2 separate regions of the Homo sapiens genome follow, and region 1 is linked to region 2. A link is an interaction called in ENCODE POLR2A ChIA-PET data of the cell type or tissue named here. Cell type or tissue: PC-9. All regions are shown on one strand. Links, peaks and the distances in the headings refer to the core of each region. The heading gives the core; the rest is flanking DNA.

Region 1 (2,910 bases), core at 411-2,910, 570 kb before region 2:
ATGAGAACCAACTTTGTGGCAGACAGTCAAATAATTGTGAAATTGTTAATGGCTGATAGGAAAAGATGGAGGAGGTAATGATGAGGCAGAATTAGTTCTGAAAGATATTTTCCCATCAGTAAGAGGGTCTTCACACAAAAGCAAACCCACAGTTTAAAAAAACTCTAATATTGTGGAAAGTGAGAAACAAACACTTTATGTTGTCTTGCAGAATAAAAAACTGAATGATTGAGCTATTTTTTCATTTTGTAATGAAAAATGTTATGTTGATGAGGTGTAGCCCAAAAGCTGGCAGAAATAAGTAAACAGAAAAAAAAAAAAAAAAGGACAGAAGGAGGGAGGGAGGAGGGGTCTCCTATCCAGAGGAGAGAAAACAAGATGGCACTGAAAATCATATAAAATCACCACTGATGCTGTTTCCTTTCAGCCAATGGAAAAATATTCTAGAAAAAGGAAACTCCAAATCTCTTGTTTACCCAGCTGTCTGTACAAAGTGAATTATTCATGATTAAATGTGAATAATAAACCTATGCAAATATTTGTTGTATTCTTAATTTTGAGGAGGTTGGGGGAGCAGCAGGAAGTCATTTTAAAGTGATTTAGTTAACTATCACCTTTAAAATTAAATCAAGAAAGAAAAAGATTTTTGATTGTTATTTATATATGCCTCCCCCCCCAAGAAAAACACACAAGGTTGTTTTTTTCTTAGGAGGCTTATGTCCTATTGGAAATGACAATTTAAAGCTTTTCTCTTAGTATTATGACCTTTATATAATTTCCTTAGAAACTAATAGTGAAAGCTCTTTTTATTTTTTTTTTTTTAATTTTACTGGCTTTAGAGGGCTGAAAAGCTTACAGCAGAGGTTCTTCTATAAAGGGAAACCTTAACTGACAAGTTTCCAGGTACCTGCTGCTTACTGTAAACTCTTACCTATAAATTTCAGTTATAGGTTTTTGATAAAGGGAATATTACAATAATACTGATACCTGGCAGTTTTTAGCTGTTTATCTTTTTGGTTGCAGAATTGGTTTAACAGTTTCCACCAGAACTGTTAGACTAATGACTTTTAGCTAGAACTATGTTAGAGTTTATTTAGCTTATCCATTTTAAGAAGCACTTGAAATCTAAACAATAGTAAGTTATTGAAAGGTGGTTTATCGTCTTGTAAACTCTGTAACTTTTCTACCTCTCTACACATTGTATCATCACCATAATCTCTTAAACAGTTCATAGCATGCAAATGATTGCTTTATATACTATAATCATAAATGAGTTTCATTAATAAAAACAGCTTCCCTGTGGGCCTCATTTTGAAGGCTGAGTTGTTTCTGACTAATGCCCAAGTTTCAGTTAAGCATAAACTAGGTTCCGACGAAGCTCGCTTTTGCTCGACAGTAACCCAAATGCCTGGAGGAGGGGCCAGAGAACTGGTCCAGGCTCTCCTGGTTCCTGGGATCAGGATCTCTCTAGAACCACTGATGATGAATGGGCTGGTCCCTCAAGGGAACCCTCCATTCCTCCTCCAAACTATCCCAGAGCCCAGGCAGAGGGATCACAGGTACTGTGCCAGATTTAGAGTAGACTGTCATAACCCACTGCTTCTATCTCCTGGTTGTTAAAAACCCTAGGTGGAAAGACAGGTTCACTATCCACATTTTGCAACTAAAGAAACAGTGGAATAGAGAACTAAGAGACTTGTCCAGAAATAAAGGGAGAACCAAGATTAAGATTACAATCCAGACTTTGACTGTAATGAATATTCCATGTTACCCTGCCTTGCACCACTGTCCCATATCTACCTAGAAACCAATGAATTGGTGGTTTGCCAGTTGCCAGCACAATCCCTAGCACCACACTTAACCTGCTGTTATCTTTTTCTTCTGCTATTATCATTTCTGTAGATTTGCAGTGTGAAAATGGACCATACTGTGGAATAAGAGAGCAGAAAGTCATCTAATCTACTCCCCAGGCTTTAGGCAGCACGGTGTCAAAACCAACCTAGATTTCCAGAATAGATCGTTCTACCACCTCCTCTGGAATTTGAATGCCATCGAATGCAACCTGAGTCTATTTTCTTTTATTCTATGTTGACTGAGGACAACTATTTTCTTGTTTAAAAAAAAACCAAAACATTAAAATAGCATTTTAAGGTTAATTGACAATGTTAATAAGTGGCAAACTTAGGCCTCAAATAGAAGATGATAAGTAACTTGAAATGTTTGGAAAAAGATGATCTATATTTAATAAAACTCCATCAGTGAGTGAAAAGTTTCATTATTAGCATTTTCACTGTTCTGTCTCTCATAGTCTACAGTTATATTAGCAAACTTGCATTTCACTTTATGGAAACTTGTCTCCATTATGATTTAGTTCAATGGTTTCCTTCTCATACTATTTCAGCTAGAGAGTCATTTCATTATGCTGGGAAGTTTCTGAACATGTAATGTAATTAATTCCTTTAATAGACTCCTCTTTATGGAAGACCCATTAGTAGACATCACTGTGAATTAACATCTTAGTCCAGGAAAAAAGCTCTTTGGAGGCAACAGTGAAACAGCTAAATCTTTGTTGAGAGATGCGACCAGAGGATTTAACCGCATTCCTTGTGGTTTCAGAATGACATGCATATTCTGGGACCCACAGATAGGGAGAGATACTTGTCATTCTCAGTAATGCCCTGACCACACCAATTCTTTAACATACAGAGATAGTTCTAAATGTTATAATTTCTTAGAAGAAAACATCATGGGGTTGTGCACATTGAAGGCAGGGGAATGAAGTGAAAATCTGCCCACTGGCTAATGCCTATGAAGTAAGGCTACTGGCTTTCTTTTAACTGACAAGTTAAAAGTACACTTGAAGGCTTCTGGACAACTTCCTTCTATATCAACCTACTAAGGATTGGTCTT
Region 2 (2,918 bases), core at 202-2,701:
CTCTACTAAAAATACAAAAATTAGCCTGGCATGATGGCAGGCACCTGTAATTCCAGCTACTCAGGAGGTTGAGGCAGGAGAATTGCTTGAACCCAGGAGACAGAGGTTGAAGTGAGCTGAGATCACGCCACTGCACTCCAGCCTGGGCAACAGAGCGAGACTCCATCTCAAAACAAACAAACAAACAAACAAACAAAAAAAACCCATGGGAGAGCACAGCGGTAAAAAGGTAGATAACAGGCCAGGCGTAGTGGCTCGTGCCTGTAATCCCAGCACTTTGGGAGGCCAAGGCAGGTGGATCACCTGAGGTCAGGAGTTCGAGACCAGCATGACCAACATGGAGAAACCCTGTCTTTACTAAAAATCTAAAAATTAGCAGGGCGTGTTGGCACATGCCTGTATTCCCAGCTATTCGGGAGGCTGAGGCTGGAGAATCACTTGAACCCAGGAGGCAGAGGTTTTGGTGAGCTGAGATCATGCACTCCAGTCTGGGCAACAAGAGTGAAACTCCATCTCAAAAAAAAAAAGGTAGATAACAGTCTTACTTCTGAAACAGGAATAGAAGTTTCTTGTTGCACTAATATAGAGTATAGAACTATTACCCTGTACAACTACACTGCCCTCCAGAGTTTACATCCTTGAAGGGGATGGTTTGCCTGGTCCTAGGGAGCCTAGGATTTAAGATTTTACTGAAAATGCCAGAATTGTTCTATCTGTCTTCCCCTTTAGAAAGTTCCTTCTGTTATGGACAACTTACGTCCACTTGTATGCTGGAATGATCTGCAATGTTGGTATTTAATACAATCATAATCTCACTTAGGTATGTGAAAACATTTAGAATGCCAAACAACAGGAGAAGGAGGCTTTGTTTTCAATATAAGATAGTATTAGGATCTCTTACAACTTCCTATTTGGCTTTTCTTACTGATAGATTGAATTATTAGAGTAAAATTCCAGCCTAGATAAGAAATAACATAGCCGTTTAGCCTCCTGGCAAATTACACTCAGCACCCACTTTCTCAAAATGACAAACAACAAATCTTTCAAGTGGAAAAATCTTCCAAAGCATCCAGCCAATTGAGCAATGCAGCAAGTAGTGCAGGAGATTTTTCCCCCTATCTCTGCAGTAAAAAGAAAAAAAGTCTGAACTTATTAGCATAAGGTAACATGACTCATATGTTAAATGCCACCGGTTCTGAAATTGAGTCCTTCTTGAAAAGCCACCTACATTTGACCTCAATAAAGTCAAGAATTCTACAAGTACTCTCTCTCTCCTTTTTTTTCAAAATGCATCTGCCATCTCCTTGCATCAGCACCTTGCTCATTAATGGACAACATAAAAAGCAGGCAGGAGAATAAAACTAATCACTTACCTGAGCCCTATCATCATAAATCAAACTATGATTACTTTCAACAGAATATGTGAACATGGTTTACAAACAGGTTTTTCCACTGGAAATCTGAGGTTCAGTGAGGTGTAATGGCTTGATAAATCACAACAGGGCAGTGCCCATGGTAACCAGAGCCTCCTACTTTAGGCCAATTATAGTCCCTCCTATATCTTCCTTTCTGCCAGGGACTATGCATTCCATGAATCCTTATAAGAACTCTGCAGGGTCAGCATTATTAGTCTCATTTTACCAATGAGAAAATAAGGTCCAGAGAGCTATGTAACTTGTCCAAAGTAGAAGTATTTTAGCTAGAATTCAAGCCCAGGTCTGTCTTCTTTCAAAGCCGATGCACTTTCTACTACTGCTCTGCTATTCAAAGTGTGGTCCTTGGGCCGGTGGCACAGGTATCATCACCTGAGAGTTTGTTATTAATACAAAATTCTCACTTCCATCCCAGAACTACTGAATCAGAACCTACATTTTTCCAAGATTCCCCAGGTCATTTATGTAAAATTAAAGTTTGGCAAGCTTTGCACTATACCATCCTGCCTCTCTGAATGTCACTACTATTATCCTTTTCTATAGATCAGTGGTTCTCAATGTGGTCATGGAGGTTGGGTAGGGAGAAAGAGGAGATTGGAGGGTGTCCTCCCTACCCCAGGGACACTTGACAATGTCTGAAGACATTTTTGGTTGTCACAACAACTGGGATGGGGTGGGGGAATGCTACTGGCATCTAGTAGGTAGAGGCCAGAGATCCTGCTAAACATCCTAGAACATACAAGACAGCTCCCCACAACAAAGAATCATCCAGCCAAAATGTCAATAGTGCCAGGGTTGAAAAACCTTGCTCTAGCTGATAATACTGTCCAACATCTTTGGGTCTGGAATCTACTTAATGAAGAAAAAAGAGCTTTTCCTGGCAAAATTGCGGCTGAAAAATGTCATACAAAATCCCTTTCCTGGATGGACACAGTGGTTCACACCTGTAATCCCAGCACTTTGGGAGACCAAGGAGGGCGGATCACCTGAAGTCAGGAGTTCAAGATCAGCCTGGCCAACATGGTGAAAGCCCATCTCTACTAAAAATACAAAAATTAGCCGGGCATGGTGGCACATGCCTGTAATCCCAGCTACTTGGGAGGCTGAGGCAGAAGAATCGCTTGAGCCTGGGTGACAGAGGTTGCAGTGAGCTGAGATCACACCATTGCTTTCCAACCTGGGCGACAGAGCGAGACTCCGTCTCAAAAAAAAAAACCCCCAAAAAACTAAAATCCCTTTCCTTATAGGCTAGTCTCTCTTACCCTCTCACAACATCTAACATCTATCAAATAGTAACTTAGATCAGAGATCAGCAAACTATGGCCCACAGGACAAATCCAACCCACCACCTATTTTTGTGTGGCCTGAGAACTAAGAATGATTTTTACTTTTTTTTTTTTTTTTTCTTGAGACGGAGTTTCACTCTTGTTGCCCAGGCTGGAGTGCAACGGCGTGATCTCAGCTCACCACAACCTCCGCCTTCCA

What was found. Peaks named below come from ENCODE experiments on the same cell type or tissue, not always from the same donor. Only the 100,000 strongest peaks of a DNase experiment are listed, where the experiment ranks them.
Region 1: POLR2A ChIA-PET joins it to region 2 with 6 read pairs; 2 of 35 experiments call an interaction of 5 or more read pairs at or near these places.

Annotation. Positions count from the first base shown.
Region 1 is chr22:30,183,774-30,186,683 of GRCh38, reverse strand. It overlaps LOC105372988 (a long non-coding RNA gene), which reads left to right. Exons shown (of 3, transcript NR_188588.1): 3 at 1,903-2,910. It also overlaps a transcript of HORMAD2 not described here. Among named protein-coding and RNA genes, the nearest start is that of LIF-AS1, 54 kb to the left of the region's middle. In PC-9, for the core only: no CTCF peak of the experiment used is centred there; no DNase peak of the experiment used is centred there.
Region 2 is chr22:29,616,666-29,619,583 of GRCh38, reverse strand. The region is part of intron 1 of NF2 (NF2, moesin-ezrin-radixin like (MERLIN) tumor suppressor); the gene reads right to left. Among named protein-coding and RNA genes, the nearest start is that of NF2, 14 kb to the right of the region's middle. In PC-9, for the core only: no CTCF peak of the experiment used is centred there; a DNase peak (open chromatin) is centred at 1,313; H3K4me3 peaks cover 1,794 bases; H3K27ac peaks cover 2,500 bases.